Linked DNA regions of Homo sapiens: region 2 is linked to region 1. The links are chromatin loops, found by intact Hi-C in ENCODE. Cell type or tissue: OCI-LY7. All regions are shown on one strand.

What was found. Peaks named below come from ENCODE experiments on the same cell type or tissue, not always from the same donor. Only the 100,000 strongest peaks of a DNase experiment are listed, where the experiment ranks them.
Region 2: it touches region 1 in a loop (2.5-fold over the local background); 7 of 110 quality-filtered maps call a loop at or near these places.

The regions. Positions count from the first base shown.
Region 1 is chr3:71,508,792-71,516,791 of GRCh38, forward strand. The region is part of intron 2 of FOXP1 (forkhead box P1); the gene reads right to left. Among named protein-coding and RNA genes, the nearest start is that of MIR1284, 29 kb to the right of the region's middle. RefSeq lists a silencer at 1,767-2,061. In OCI-LY7, CTCF peaks have their summits at 1,852 (motif pointing right), 3,414 and 3,618; DNase peaks (open chromatin) are centred at 1,850, 2,440 and 3,410; H3K4me3 peaks cover 1,288 bases; H3K27ac peaks cover 1,596 bases.
Region 2 is chr3:71,388,055-71,396,054 of GRCh38, forward strand. The region is part of intron 3 of FOXP1 (forkhead box P1); the gene reads right to left. Among named protein-coding and RNA genes, the nearest start is that of FOXP1-AS1, 100 kb to the left of the region's middle. RefSeq lists a silencer at 2,224-2,518 and an enhancer at 4,199-4,278. In OCI-LY7, no CTCF peak of the experiment used is centred here; DNase peaks (open chromatin) are centred at 857, 1,987, 2,357, 4,457 and 3 weaker places; H3K4me3 peaks cover 4,850 bases; H3K27ac peaks cover 5,763 bases.

The sequences.
Region 1 (8,000 bases):
TGCAGAGTGATACCTGCCTTGGAATTCCAGCTCTGACCCTGGCTGGCTCTGAAATCTCGTGGATGTCACTTAACTTCCTTGCCTCAGTTTCCTTGCTTACAAGATGAAGAGGGCAACAGCTCATAGCTCACAGGATTGTGGTGAGGACAAAAGGGGAAAATGTATGTGAGACACTGAGCTCTGCATTCAGCCCACTGGGACTTCTCAATAAACCTGACCCATCATGACTACTTTGGCATTTTCTGATACAGCTCCACTCTCCGTATGGATTTCGCCAGTCATTATGGGTTTCTTCCTTGTAATGGTTTTCTTGCCATCATTTTTTCATATTTAAGCATTGTATTATAATAGAGAATAGAGATGAAGCATGCCCTTGTGCAGATTCTGATACTGTATGCTCCCTTATTAGTCAGCCAGGGCTGCTGTAACCCAGTACAAGAGACTGGGTGGCTTGAACCACAGGCATTCATTAATATTTGCTCATGACTCTAGAAGCTGAAAGTCGAAGATCAAGGTATCCACAGGGTGGGTTTCTCCTGAGGCCCCTCTTTTTGGCCATCTTCCCTCTGTGTCATCACACGGTCTTCCCGTGTGGGTTTTTGTTAGAATCTCCTCTTCCTATTAGGATACCAGTCACACTGGATTTGGGCCCATCCTAATGATCTCATTTTTAATTTAATTATCTCTTTAAAGTCCCTATCTCCAAATACAGTCACATTCCGAGTGAGGTACTGGGGGTGAGGGCTTCAGTGTATACATCATGGGGGGAGGACATAATTCAACCCACAACAGCTCCTCACCTCCTGAAAGGACAAGCTAGGCCCCAAATTAAGAATCAGTTATGCTCTAGGAGGCTCAGATGGGAGAATTGCTTGAGGCTAGGAGTTCAAGACCAGCCTGGGCAACATAAAGAAGCCTCTGTCTCTACAAAAAATTAAAAATTAGCCGGGCTCAGTGACATGCACCTGATTCTTAGCTACTCAGGAGGTTGAGGCAAGAAGATCACTTGAGCACAGGAGTTTCAGATTGCAATGAGCTATGATTAGGCCACTGCACTCCAGGATGGCCAAGAGAGCAAGACTCTGTCTCTAAAAAGAAGGAATCAGGCCAGGCACGGTGGCTCACGCCTGTAATCCCAGCACTTTGGGAGGCCAAGGCGAGCAGATCACCTGAGGTCAGGAGTTGGAGACCAGCCTGGCCAACATGGTGAAACCCCATCTCTACTAAAAATACAAAAATTAGCCAGGCGTGTGGTGGCAGGCACCTGTAATCCCAGCTACCAGGGAGGCTGAGGCAGGAGAATCGCTTGAACCCCGGAGGCGGAGGTTGTAGTGAGCCGAGATTGCGCCATTGCACTCCAGCCCGGACAACACAGCAAGACTCTGTCTCAAAAAATAAATAAATAAGAAGAGTCAGGCCATGTGCGGTAGCTCATTCCTGTAATCCCAGCACTTTGGGAGTCCAAGGCGGGTGTATCACTTGAGGACCAGCCTGGCCCACACAGTGAAACCCCGTCTCAACTAAAAATACAAAAAATTAGCCAGGTGTGGTGGTACTTGCCTGTAATCCCAGCTACTTGGGAGGCTGAGGCAGGAGAATCGCTTGAACCCAGGAGGCAGAGGATGTAGTGAGCTGAGATCCCACCACTGCACTCCAGCCTGGGCAACAGAGTGAGACTCTGTCTCTAAAAAAAAAAAATCAGTTGATCTTGGGCCTTGGGCTTTGGCAATCTGAGCCAGTCCAGGTACTTCAGAAAATGAAAGCACACAGGTGCAGCACAATGGAAAGGCTTCCCCCTAGACACTTATGTGTAGTGTCCTCCCAGTGCTGTAGTGAGCTCCTTGCTCTTCCCAGCCACCAGACCTGCAGAGGGGGCTGATGCCTACCAACTGCAATGTTCAACTAAGCTCTGTCCAATCGAGTCAGCAGACCCAGCCATTGCTCATATTTACATTTGTAAAAAGTCAGGACGGAAAGTGTTCATTCCTGGCATGAACTCCCCAATCTGGGCTCATAAACATAAATCAAAGCTGAAGGTCATTTTTAAAAAATCAGTACATGCCTCATTAAAACAATTTTTTTAAAACTGAGTTTCTTGAACCACGGCCTATAATTTACAAAGTGCAAATGTCTGAGATACGTGTGCTAAATTTAAAGAAACAACTATTATTAAACACCCCATTATGTAAGGCAGTGAAATATATTTGCACTCTGTATATCCGTTATAATATTTCAACTGAGCCTCACAATGTTTGGCAGTTCTTTCCTTCGGTGATAATAAAAGGCTTTTCTTTCCATTAAATATCTAAATTAAGTCAAATAGTGTATGTTAAATAAGCCCATAAGTCCTTTTGTATGATGCAATGAAGTCTTGAAATGCTTATCTACTGAGCACTCTGGCTTAAAGGCTGGTGGTTTATGTCCCCTGCAGAGCCCCGGGACCCTGCTGGCTTGGCCAGACTGTGAAAATAAGCTTCAAATGACCAAACGCAACTGCAACTTTAAAAGTAGGAACCAGACCAGACACAACAAACCACAGTGTAGTCAGCCTCACTTGTCATAATTCATATGTGTGGAATTCAACTGTAAAAGCATTCACAGAGTGCTAAATTTCCTCCATTGGGGCATTCCATGTGGAATGTCAGATTTTGAAAAGCTGCTGATAAGCCACTCCTGATTACAAGTCTACAAGTTGTAGAATTAATAAAAAAAAAAAAAAAATTACCCCAACCCCAAAACATCTCTGTCTGTGTCATCCAATCCTAAACAATGTAGGCAAGTGCCAATATTTTTAAATAACCAGGCCATAAAAATATGCACTCAATTGGTGGCCCTGTATGAACACTGACTTCCTTTTTTTTGGTTTTCTTTTAGCTCCATGTCTACATTATTCTCCATTTTGATGGCCTACATAATGATCACTTATAGCAATCCTTTTTTTGAAAAAGAATCTCATCATGGTTCAATGACTTAAAAATATAATCCTTACAGATTTTTAAAAGAGAAACTTGAATGGATAAATATATTCATGTGTAGATTTCAAAGCCATGCATGTATATATAGATGTAAACACATGAAAATGTAATAATCCAATTAGCACATCTTTTTTGGAAACTAAATTAATCTTAACAAAACTGGCCTAAGGCTCAGGTAGGAGTTGACGGAACTGCTGGTGATGACGACAACAATAATAGCTGCCATTTAGTCAACATTTACTTTGTGCCAAGTGCAGTGCTCAGCCCTTGACATAGATTTTCCCATTTGGTTCCTCACAACAAAGCTCTGATGTAGGAATGCATCTTTATACGTGAGAAAACCACGGCTCAGAGATGGGAAGTCACCTGCTCAAGGTCACATAGTAATTAAGTGGAGGGGAACCAGGGGTTGAACCTAGTTCACATTGTGCTATATTGCCTCCCAGTGGTGCCTTAGAGACAGGATATAGGGCCTGGCGAAGGGTAGGGTAATATACCTGGCCCCTAAATGACCTCTTATCTTGGCTAAGGACAGGCAGCATAGCCTAGGCCCCATCTCAGGAGAAGATTTAAGAGCAGACACACCCTGTAAGCAAGGTAAAAAGCCAGAGCCATATCCCACCTCTCTTGCAGACACAAAGGAAGAAATCCCCACCCAAAAATGAACTCCTAACCTTCCTCCACCTATTACCTTATTGCCTTGTTACCAAAAGCACCATATGCATGTTCCTGAAGAGTCTATTTTTCCCCCATCACAACACACTTAAGTAGTACATATTTAAGACAGAAAAGCAATAGTAGTCCTCTTCTTTCTACAATGCAATCCAACTTTTCCTGGGTGACAAAAGATGAATAAAGGGATGAGAGAAGCAAAGGTGTTGGATTATTCATTTGTGAATGCCACTTCATACAACAGCTGGTCACTACCCAGTAGAGTAGAAAGAGAACAGAAAGGGAGTCAACCAACTTGGATTCTCAGTTCCATTCTGTCCCACATCCTGGTGCCGTCATCTCTTCCCACACACAGTAATGAGGGAGGAAAGACCATCTCCACCCCTGTGTTTATTTCAGACTTTCTGTGACTCTGAGAGCTTCCTTTAGGTACACAGAACCAGCACGCCAGCCCTACGGCTCAAGCACCAATGCCTAACACCAAGGAAACGTCACCCTCAAGAGTTAAACTGAGCATCTCCTTACACGGCAAACACACAGAAGGATCCCTGAGATACTAGTAAGGTCAGTTTTAGGGGAACATGAAAACAGCCTGCTCCAGTAGCATTTACCAGGCATTCCTAACTCCCTGGGCTCCCAACCTGGCCCATACCTCTTTCCTTAACTCCAGATGTGTGTACCTATCTGCCTCTACAGCCTGTCCTCTGGAATGTCTAGACATCTCAGACTCAACACGTCCAGAACTTGATTTACCCTCTCAAGCAGGCTCTATCCACGTGATTTTCAATCTCAAGCAGGCTCTGACCACATCCTTCCCCAACACAACTTGTCCTTCCCAATCATAGTCCACGGCAACTATATCCTTCTCATCACACTCAGGCCAATCATCTTTGAGTCAATACTGACTCGTGTCTTTCTCTTAAATTCTACATCTATTCCATTAGGAAATCCCATAGAGTCTGCCTTCAAAACAGATATAAAAAGCCAGTACTCCCCTCCTTCGCTACCAACTTCCTGGTCACAGCCACCATCATCTCCCCGCCAAGCTTCCTAACAGGACTCCCTGCTCCTTCTCTTACCCCACCCGTGGTCTATTCTCAACACGGTAGCAAAAGAGAACTTCTTAAAACTTATAGCAGATCAACACCTCCACCTCTCGCACCAGAACTGTGTGAAAGTTGATTATACAAAATGGGTCAGGGTGTAGCGCAAGGTGTGAAAGTTCATGATGTGGAATGGGTCATTCTTTGTCATACCCCAAACTGAATCACTCTGAGGGCCTGGAGGATAAAGGCACTCAGGGCACATAGCATGGCTCCAAGAATGTAATTCTCTGCAAGCCCAGCTGCTGAAACTGCCTGCTGCAACCATAAGACCGGGTTTACCTAATAGCTGCTGAAATGACCTGCCACAACTCTTAAGGCTAGCTCTACCTATCACCGTCACTCGCTGTTCAGAGCTTGCCAGCTCCCCTAAGCTGCTTCTCTTGCCAGTGAGCTTTCTTTCCATTTCTAATAAAACTATGTCTAATAAAATCCTCAAACTTTGCTCCAATGAGTCTGTGCATATGCCTTGAACTGCAATTCTGTGATTCCCAAATAAAACACTGAATTTAGACACTTGTCTCTATATTTTGACTTTGACAAAGGCAAGTCCTTTAATGGTATGGCCCCAACTGGCTCTCAGGCCCCATCTCTCACCACACTCCCCCAGTCCACTCCTCTTGGCCACAGCAGCCTCCTGACTGCCCTTTGATTATGCATGACTTGCCCCCAACCATAGGGTCTTTGATTAACTGTTCCCTCTGCCTGGAATGTTCTACAAGTCTAACTCATTCACCTCCTTCAAGTCCTTACTCAAACAGCACCTTTAAAAAGAACTACTTGGCGTCACAATCAAAAGCACAGCCCACTCTCACTCCACAGAACTGCCAACCTCATTCCCTGGTTTTTCTTCTCCTGCACACCCCTTCTAACCTCCTAACTAATCTACTTATTATGTCTGTCTGTCTGCATCCTTTCTCTCCCCAGAATGAGTGCCCACAAGGCCAGGATCTTTGTCTGTTTTGTTCATTGATTTATCCCACATGCCTGGAACAGTGTCATGTACAAAACAGGCACTTGGTAAATATCTGTTGACTGAACAATTGAATAGATGAATGAATCCAGGAGTGGACATTCTGTGAAGGCTCTCCCCCCTGTTGGGAAGGGTATGTTCTCTTCACCTCCTTTTTTCTCCTTCATACAAGTTGAAAAAACAGACCTGTCTAAGCTCAGCAAATACCCAGCACGTACACCACAGTTCTGTGACCTGCATGTGGAGCCGACCCAGGTGAGCAGCTCAATGCTCTCGCCCACTGGGCCCAGTCACAACCTCAGAATTCATCTCACACCACGCCCAGTAAGGGACTGAAACATCCTTTATCGCTCCTCTTCCAACATTCCTTTCCACTCACTAACAAGATACCCAGCCCTAAGACAAGAAAAACAGTTCAAAGATGCAAACCTATTATTAAATAAAAATTAATTAGACTCACAGCAGGCAACTTCAAAAGAAAAATACTAAAACTACCATTTTTTATAGAAGTCAAAATTTTAATTAAACAGCATAAAGATAGCCAGGCTATCTGCTTTCAAGTTTAACTCAAAAAGTTTAGTTTGTGAATTTTACGACAGACCTCCATTCTCTTCGTTACAAACTGGCATTTCTAGACCCTCTCATAACCAAAACAGGCCTTTCTGTTGAATATATAACCATGGCTATAGTATTCATGCCATCTATCCCATACCCTCTGCATCGAACCAAAATGCTTCACACAACGCGGTATGGAAAGCTGCTATGTGGACCAGTATCTCCATTCTTTCTGAATCTTAAGCTCACATTTCCAATGCCATTTTATTTCTGCTTGTTGTTTTACACTAAGATGTGATTAAATTTAAAAGAAACGTTCAACTAAATGGTATACGCATTTCCCTTTGATCAAAATTTACACAGCAAAAAAAAAAAAAAAAAAAACTGCACATTTATACAGCTGAGCTCGCCGCAAGTCATTGGAATCACGCTTGCAGGGTAACAGTCATTTTCAAGCTTTTATTAGTTACTATAATGATCGGAGACAGGGGTCATCAAAATGCCTTTGCCAGAGCCAATCTAACATTACTGCAAAGTCCCATAGTGAAATAAAGTCTAGGGAGGGAGGGGGAGGAGAAAGGGAGACTTTTGTGCTGTGTGGCTACAGAAGAGAAAAAAAGTAACTCAAGAATGTAACATTGTGAAGAAAACAGCACTTAACATAAGTTATATCTAGCTCACCTTTACTGGTTCAACATAAGCAAAAACACTGCTGCTACCAGGGTAGTGAGACCAGGAAGAGATTACTAAGGAAAGTTGCTAAAACAAAAGGAAACAAAAAACGTCATCTTTTTAAGGAAGGAACAAGGGTCAGAATACGCTCTGTCTCTGATGTTTCAAAATGATTTTGTTTGCAGCCAGGAGAATGGGTTAGAAGAATGGCCAGTGTCGTTCATCTGAGATTCCGTAACACATTTTGTTTAATCAAACGCTCATTAAATACAAACTTATAAAAGAGAGTGACAACTAAATACAGTACATGATCCTGGATTGGATTCTGGACTAGGCAAAACAACAGCTACAGAAGAGATCAGAGACACTGACAACATCGTGCCACAGTCTTTTATCAATGCTAAACCTCCCGCTTGATTAATGTACTGCAGTTACGTAAAATAACGGCCTTGTAAGGAAATACATGCTGAAGCATTTTATGGTAAGGGTGCTTGAGATTTCAAACTTACTGTCAAAGGATTTAGGAAAAGCACAATGCAAACGTGTGTGTGTGCACACGTGTGTGTATCTGAGAGTATGAGAAGGAGGGATAGAAAAAGAATGAAAAACAAATGGAACCAAGTATAATCAATTGGTAAATCTCGCTAAAAGGCATAGGGAATTCTTGCATTATTCTTGCAACTATCTGTGTTAAGTTTGCAATTATACCAAAAGAAAAATGAGCTCATACTTTGTATCCTAATCTCATTCCTAAAATATATTATCTTGGTTATTTTCTAGAAAATGAAATATACTAACCAGAATAAGACTCATTCTGCTGTAGGCCGGGTGTGGTGGCTCATGCCTGTAATCCTAGCACTTTGGGAGGCCAAGGCGGGTGGATCTCCTGAGGTCAGGAGTTCAAGACCCACCTGGCCAACATGGTGAAACCCCATCTCTACTAAAAATACAAAAATCAGCTGGGTGTTGTGGCGGGCACCTGCAATCCCAGCTACTTGGGAGGCTGAGGCAGGAGAATCGCTTGAACTCGGGAGGCAGAGGTTGCAGTGA
Region 2 (8,000 bases), 120 kb before region 1:
AATATAGCCAATGCAGCCAGTGGATTTCCTTTTCTAACTTTATTTTTTTTAATGTCCTGTAGACTCATCGTAAATCATTTCCAATCTAATTCTCTGGCTTCCCAATTTTAACTGTCGGCCTTATTTAAAGAATGGCCTCTATATTTAACAGATTCCATATCCATTCTGAGAGCTAGTAAGCTAAAAAAGATGTTCTAAATGCATCATTCAACTGCGTGACTTTTTAAGCAGCTTAAATGTTAAACGGCCCAATTGTCTTACCTAGCAGTGATTTGAAAACTATATAGATGGCTTTCTACTAATGAAGAAAATTATAGTTTAGTGCACGTTCCGCAGCTCGCCCTTCTAGGTTTCAGGTGAAATGTTTTTATAGCCGTGTATTCTCTAAATCTACCCGAACATGCATTACTTCATCAACATCAGAAAACATAAGAATTCAAAATTAACGTTAAGTACAAATTTTCCTTTTATCTGAAGATACACATTGTAACACCGGTTATTATTTTTTTAACCTGTTGACTATTAGGGCTTTTATTAAAATGAAAAATTAAATGAAGTTTCCTAAAGCACAAGGTAACACTTAGTTGCTTTCAAGGGTGCTCAAGGGAGAAAAAGGGAAGAAGAAAAAAACATAGTGGCAGTTACAACAAATTAACAACATATAATAAAAATGCCATAAACATGCGGCATACATAATAAATCTAATCAAGTCTACAAGGCGGACAGATAAAAATGATTAACTGCCACTATCCTTGAAAAGAAAAGAAAAATTTTGTCCCTAGCTATTCATCACAGCTAATGTTCTGACCCTAAATCTAACGTGTAGAGCGAATGGTCTTTATAGTAACACACTGTACCAAGTAGAATGGCCTTTTCACTTCCTATTTTATTTTCTGAGAAATCGAGATAACAAAAATGTCAGAGCTACTTTTTAACTAAAGGTGTGGCTTTGGGAGGATGTTAATAAAGGTTCTCAGAATCTTTATCTCTATCATTAGAAATTTTTAAATAACCAAAAAAAATTTAGTATTTGTGTACTGATAGGACAAAAATATTACATATCTTGAGGCAACATTCCATCACTTTTTATTGGCTGACTGCATTCATTTCCTGATTCCGATATGGTGCAAATTCAGTGAGGCCTCCAATCAATTAGGACTCCATATGCTATATCTGTAAGCGGCGGGGGGGGGGGGGGCCGGGGGGGGCGGGTTATAAATTTCACCTAAAGGAAATGTAGGAAAACTGAGGCTTTCCTACAAGGGAGGGTCTGTGGCTCACAAAGGCCTGCATCACTTTCATGAGCGACACCTGCGTTCCTCTTGGCACAGGATCATCTCGATAGGTAGCAGGTTTATGACTGCTTTGCTTTTATAAGTGCTGTTGCAGTAAGGGTTACCTGAAGTGAGGATGAACACAACGACGTGTACAAAACAAATATAATAAAATAAATTAAATAAGGTGGAAAAAAACTGAAGTGGTTCAAATGAACAAACTCCTACTTGCTCCTCAAAGAAAACACGAAGAGCTTTCAGAAACATCTCCTCTGAGAGATGCAAGAGAATATGAGTAAATTACAACAATTAAAAACCATTAAAGATAGAATAATTGAGAATACCTGTTTAGGTAACAATGACTTTCTTGAATGCCTCATAACAGAGGTTCTATTTTTAATCACTTTTTTTGCAAAAACTTGCATAATTTAATAATAATTGTGGATTTTTAATTTTTATACATCCACAAGAACATAAAGTGAAAACCATAAATTATACTGACTCCAGCTGTTAAATGTTGGCATTCTGTCTTTAAAAAAAAAAAAAAAAGTTCAAAAATCTGTTTCCTCAAACCAAGGAAATGTGGGAAAAGGCCATCCTGCCAGTGGAAACCTTCAGCAGCAGAAAGCTCAGGCTGCGGTTTCTTGCCGAGGCAGCAAACTCCACTGAAAGAGAAGTCGCTGCCAACTCAAATACTATTTGCTTTCACACCCAAGAACAAACTGTGTGCATGGCGAAGGCATCGAAGGGCTCGGAGCAGCTGGAGAGGACTGCAGAAAGGTAACAGTAGTGTCAGAGCTACTGTAAACTGGTTCTCACTTTTCTATCAGCAAGTTAGCATCCAGGAAAACAACGCAATGCCTTCACCTTGCATCCCAGCAGCCCTAAGTCAGGACCTGCTGTAACTCAAAACCTCCTCTTTCTAAGTCAACAAGCCAAGGGACTTTTCAGAAAAAGAAAAAATCACCCAGACAAAAGAAACACATACTTCAGCAGTGGGATTCTAAGGGCCAAGAGGTTCAGGCTTGAAATGGAGTCATGAGGAATTTCCATATCTCAGTGCGACATGCAACCCACCTTCTCTGTAAGCAGGAAATGCAAAGGAAGTGTTCACTGCAACTTTGTAAACCAAAGGCAGAAAGCTCTGCCAAAGCAAATATCCTTACTGCAAGGCTTCTGCTTAAAAGGTCCTGCAAGTTACAGTTGTGCCTCATGGATGGGCGTCAGTAAGGATGTGTGTGTGTGTGGTGGGGAGGGGGGTTGGGGGGGGCAGTCAAGAATTCTATAGGAAGAGAAAAACAATCCAAGTCTCCAAAAAGCGAAAGGTTTATTCCATGATGACATTCTGTTCCAGTTTCAAGTAAACAAAGGCCAACTTCTTGCAGACATGGCAACTTCTTGCAGACGTGGCCCAAGTTAAAAACGGTTAAATAAGAAAGATTTTAAAAGTTCCTTTGTGCATGCTGCTTTGAAATAAACAGTTCAAATTCTTGTGCAGTGCCGTGTAGTCAGGAAGAGATGAGCCCCCCATCTGAGACAAGCCTCACGTTATCAAACTCTGCCCTCCCCAGGCCTGGCCTGTTGCAAATCCAGAATTAAACACTGTTAATTATTTGCAGGCAAAATCCTTTTCAAAGTAAAAAATCAAATTGTTTGTTCAAAAACTCCTGCTCCATCTAAGTTCCCCCTCCCGCTGAACATCATTACTTCAAAGAGCTCACAAAAATGTCATGGCCTCCAAACATGTATATGAAGGAAATGATGAATCTGTATGAATGGAAGATCTAAGTATTCTCCACTTGTAATAATAACACTCACCTAAAACAAAAATATCACATATTTCCAATTCTAGATTGGACTTTGTCAGGTTTCAATATTAAGAGTCAATTTTATTGACTTCCTCCAGTTTAAATTTAGAAATCTTTTTCTTACTGTCTTAACCACCCATGCCTACTTGCCCCCACTACAAAAAGTTTCATGGTTTAGACATAGGTTGAAAAATCTGCCTAACTAAATAAACAAAGACTGCCTTTCTTTCCAAATAAAAATGAGTTTAAGAATTTGCCTACTGTTCCCCCAAGACACAATCATATAGCAAATTCTCCCACCTCCAAAATGATTGATGTGATGTCTTTCCTTTCTTTCATCATTCCCTACCTTGTCTGGTCGCTGGTGAAAACCAGGAAGCCACAGACACACACTTCGGTCTTTCGCTTGTGCGGGCCTCAATTCTCCAATGCCAGGTTGCTGCCAATGTCCTTGCAGCCAATGGTAAACAGGCCACAAGGTTCAAGTTAACTGCGGAGCGTTACTACACTGAACATCTGGTCATGAATGAACGGATTGCCCACTAACTCTCAGCATTGGGCAGCTGATGAAAAATTCAACATTTTCCTTGTTGGCACAGTTGTTTTGGAGAATTCTCTAGAGCTTCCTGAATTATATTAAGAAAATTTCACTGCAGCAATCTATATCTGTGAGAACAGCTGGTGTTGAAAGGGATCTGCTGCTCTCTCTCTGTGCTGGGGGACCTCATGTTGGATCAGGACACTTTTACTACATTTGTCCTTGAAAACTTAGCCTTCGTTCAGGGGTACAGGGTAAAGCAGGAAAGACAGCTCACGGATGCTGGATTCCACACAGACGAACATCTTAATTCAGAGTGAAAAATCTATTACTCAGTGAAGAAGGCATTAAGATCAAAACAGTTCATTAGAAATAGACCTGTCTCTGAATTTTCTTTAGAAAACATATCTAATCAAAATTATCGTTGGGTTATGATATCAGATTGGTCCTATCAGCATGGCACATTTCCTAAAGATTTTCAGTAGAAAATAATAGTCCTTTATAAAACTCAACTAGATGCAATGTGTCCAAACATTACTTTTTCACCACATAACTGATTTTAAACTCAGCAAAGTGTTTTATTAAACCTAAGGGTGAAACAATTAGAGCAAATCTGATGTAATATGTTACATTATACTCAGCACTGGAAGAGGTCACAGTGACAGAGGTGTCTGAGGCTTAAGAAAAGAAATTCTCTAAAAATATAACAGTCGCGTTTAAAGAAATTAACTTGTTAATGGATATATGTGATATATTACTATTCTTTTTGTTTAAAAAAAAGGAAGTGGTAAACTTAAGTCAAGCTAAATTTAGGCTATTATCTATGCAGCATAAATTTCACTTCTGTGTATAAATGCTAACTTGCATATTTCTCCATGGTAACTAAACTATGATTAAAACAACAGTGAAACCAGCCTTTAAAGCCACCTGTTTAACTAGGAACAACCTAATTTACAAAAATACTTAAACTTTGGAAATTTCATGGGCATCTATATCGTGCTCTTCCCAGTAGAAAGCTCACTTTTCCATGAACATATAATTGCAATGCACTTGGCCTAGGTCGCAATCATTCTTTTTTTAACTAGTGTAATTTTTTTCATGTATTGTTCACGCTAACCTAAGTGGTATTTAAGATTGTAAAGAATAAGACTGTAATAACTCTTTCCAAGAAGAAAGTTATTTTACCGTTTGGAAGGGATTAATTTACCTAGAAAGTATCTTCACATTTTACAAAAAGAACAAATGAAAAAAGTGAGAAAATTCCAAACTGAAATGACTCTTTGAGATGGCAAGCCACATTCAAACTAATTTTTTTATTGAGATAGCCTGATAATTTACTAATGAAGAAATGGGCTATTTTATTGGTGAAATTAAAGAAATAATTATAATATGCCCAAGAATAATAAAAATGTAGGTATAAGCAATATTTTCTTATTTAATTATAAAACATAAAAGTAGGTTTGAATGTGAATCATTTTGAAACCTTAGAATTGGGTTTAGAATTTAAATACTGAAAACCCCATGAAGTTGAAGCATAATCATAATAGGTCAGGTTTGGTGTGAAAATCATGACTCATATTCATGACACATATTCAGAAATGCCTCATACTAAAACTTTATTATAATCAAAAATTGATCCTCAGTTTTTTTTTGTCTCCTGGTCTTTACATGATGTAATGTCTAAGACCACATTTCACACTGTTAAGTAATGATGACTATAGAAGACTCATAATAAAAAAAAAACTCATAAAATGTCACAATTTATAATTTTATGTATACTTGCCTCTCTAATATCATGTACATTTACGCAGTGGATGCTAATTAGATAACAACGGTATTACTATAATGTCTATAAAACCTGCCTTTAAAACCAAATTCCGTTAAAAATAGTCTTTTCAAGCTGACATAGCCCATTTCCAGGGTCATATTTAAAATAATTAGCACCATTGCTAGTAAATGTTCTAATAAAACTTGAAAATGATTTCTAAGCAAAATGCAAAATTCTCTAAACTTAACAAGAAAGTCTTCCAGTAATCTGAGATAATCTTTTGAAAGGGTGTCTGTGAAATCAAAGCAGTTTTAACATTTTAAAGTTCAGAATCTCTAGGGCCACTTACATGGCTCCTGAAAACTACTCTTGGAGAACCTGACCTATGGACTCTCTCATCCCATCTGATTCTTTTTCATTTTTTAAATTTTTTGTAGAGATGGGATCTCACTGTGTTGCCCAGGCTGGTGTTGAACTCCTGGGCTCAAGTGATCCTCCAGCCTCGGCCTCCCAAAGTGTTGGGGTTACAGGCATGAGCCACTGCACTCAGCCCCATATACTTCTTTGACACATACAAATGTCTGCGGAGCAGAGCAAGAGTTTCTGAGAAGCACATGGAAACAAAAGCCAACTATGCCTGCATCAACAATGTCCACTAAAAGAGCCCCAATTTCCAGAAGAGTCACCAGCTCCCAAAGAGCAGAATGTAAATTGTTCATATGCACCAGCCCAACTCCAAGGCAATCAGCAGTTATTTTTAGAAGTCCCGGATTTTTGTTTTCTCAGAACAATGATGAGTCCTCTTTAGAGATACGTTTTTAAAACCAACAGTCAACTCTCCTTTTTAAGCCTCCCCTATTTCAAATCCAATTCAGCTATTGGACAAAAAATCTAGAAGAAAGAATTCCATAGGCAGTGGTCATTTGTTCTTAAATACATCCCAGACCTTAGAAGAAAAGGTCAAACAGGTTATCTGTGAGTGTGAAGCAATGCCTAGGAACCAATGAGGGAAAAAGGTAACTATACCCACCATGAATTTGTCTGCTAGGTTTCTCCCGGTAAGATATAAAGTCTCTTCAATGGATCAAAGATGCATTTTTATAGTTTTAAAAATAGACATTTTAATAGATAAGATGATCAAATTGAAGGGTCATCAATAATAGCAACTTTGTATTTTGTATATGACTTTGCATTTGTCAGGTAGCTGCCATTTCATCATTATACCGACCCTTGTGTCAAAGGTAGTGTCAGTCTTACAGATGGATGACTCTGGAAAAACTAAATGGCTCGTCCCAAAACTGCTGGGATTTGTTTGGGGACTCCAATTCCAGTGCTCCTTTCACTATTATGGCTCTTAACGAAAGAATTGAACTGGAGGCTGGGCGCGGTGGCTAACGCCTGTAATCCCAGCACTTTGGGAGGCCGAGACGGGCAGATCACCTGAGGTCGGGAGTTCGAGACCAGCCTGACCAACATGGAGAAACCTCGTCTCTACTAAAAATACAAAATTAACCGGATGTGGTGGAGCATGCCTGTAATCCCAGCTACTTGGGAGGCTGAGGCAGGAGAATTGCTTGAACCCAGGAGGCAGAGGTTGCGGTGAGCCAAGATCGCGCCACTGCACTCCAGCCTGGGCAACAAGAGTGAAACCCCGTCACAAAAAAAAAAAAAAAAAAAAAAAAATTGAACTGGATAATCCAGACAAAACCATCTACTTCCCCCTAGTTAATATCTGGAGACTGTTTCACTGATTCTATTATTTGGCTCATGACTGAACAGATTCCTAGTTCCCTTTTAGCATTAAAGTAATAGGTAGAAGAATAAAGCTCGGCGTCTTGCGACCCTGGTTTCCAAAGTCTGTAAGATCAGGCCCCAACTAGTTCTGCTGCCTTGAGTGTTTCTGCTCTCCATCTTGTATGCCTTTTTTCTGTTCCTCAGACCCACCCAGTTCATGATACCCCAGGGTCTGAACACTGGTTGTTCCCTAAGTCTGGAATGCTTCTCTTCCAAGCTGCTCCTGGCTGCCTCCTTCTTGCCATTCAGACCTCAGCTCAAAAGTCACCTCCTCTGAGAAGCCTTACCTGGGTACCTCATCTAAACTGGCCCAGGGGCACTCCTTATTTCATCATTCTGTTTTATTTCTCTGCACAGCACTTTCCTCTGATACTGTTCTTTGTTGTTTGTTTAGTATCTGTACCCTACTAGAATACCAGCAACACAACAGCAAGGTTCTTGGCAGTCTTGTTAACAGTTATATTCCCAGTACGTACAACACTGCCTGGCACACACAAAGTCTTCAATAAATAATTGCTAAATGAATGAATGAATCATATCCCACATCATATCGGTCTCCAATAATGTATTCTCCTCTTTATAATGTAGAGTCCTTTGATATGGTCAATGTTGCGCAAATTTCCTGTAATTAATGGGGGGGTTGGTTATGAATGACTTGGCTATATTAAAATATATTATAAATGCTCTGCAGAAAAAAAGACTGGTTTCTTTAATGATATATCGAATAAGAGGCATCTTTGCACCCACCAGGAAACAGAGATGGGTTACAAAAATGCAAAGTTTAGTTACACAATTCCTTTCCATATTAATTAATCATC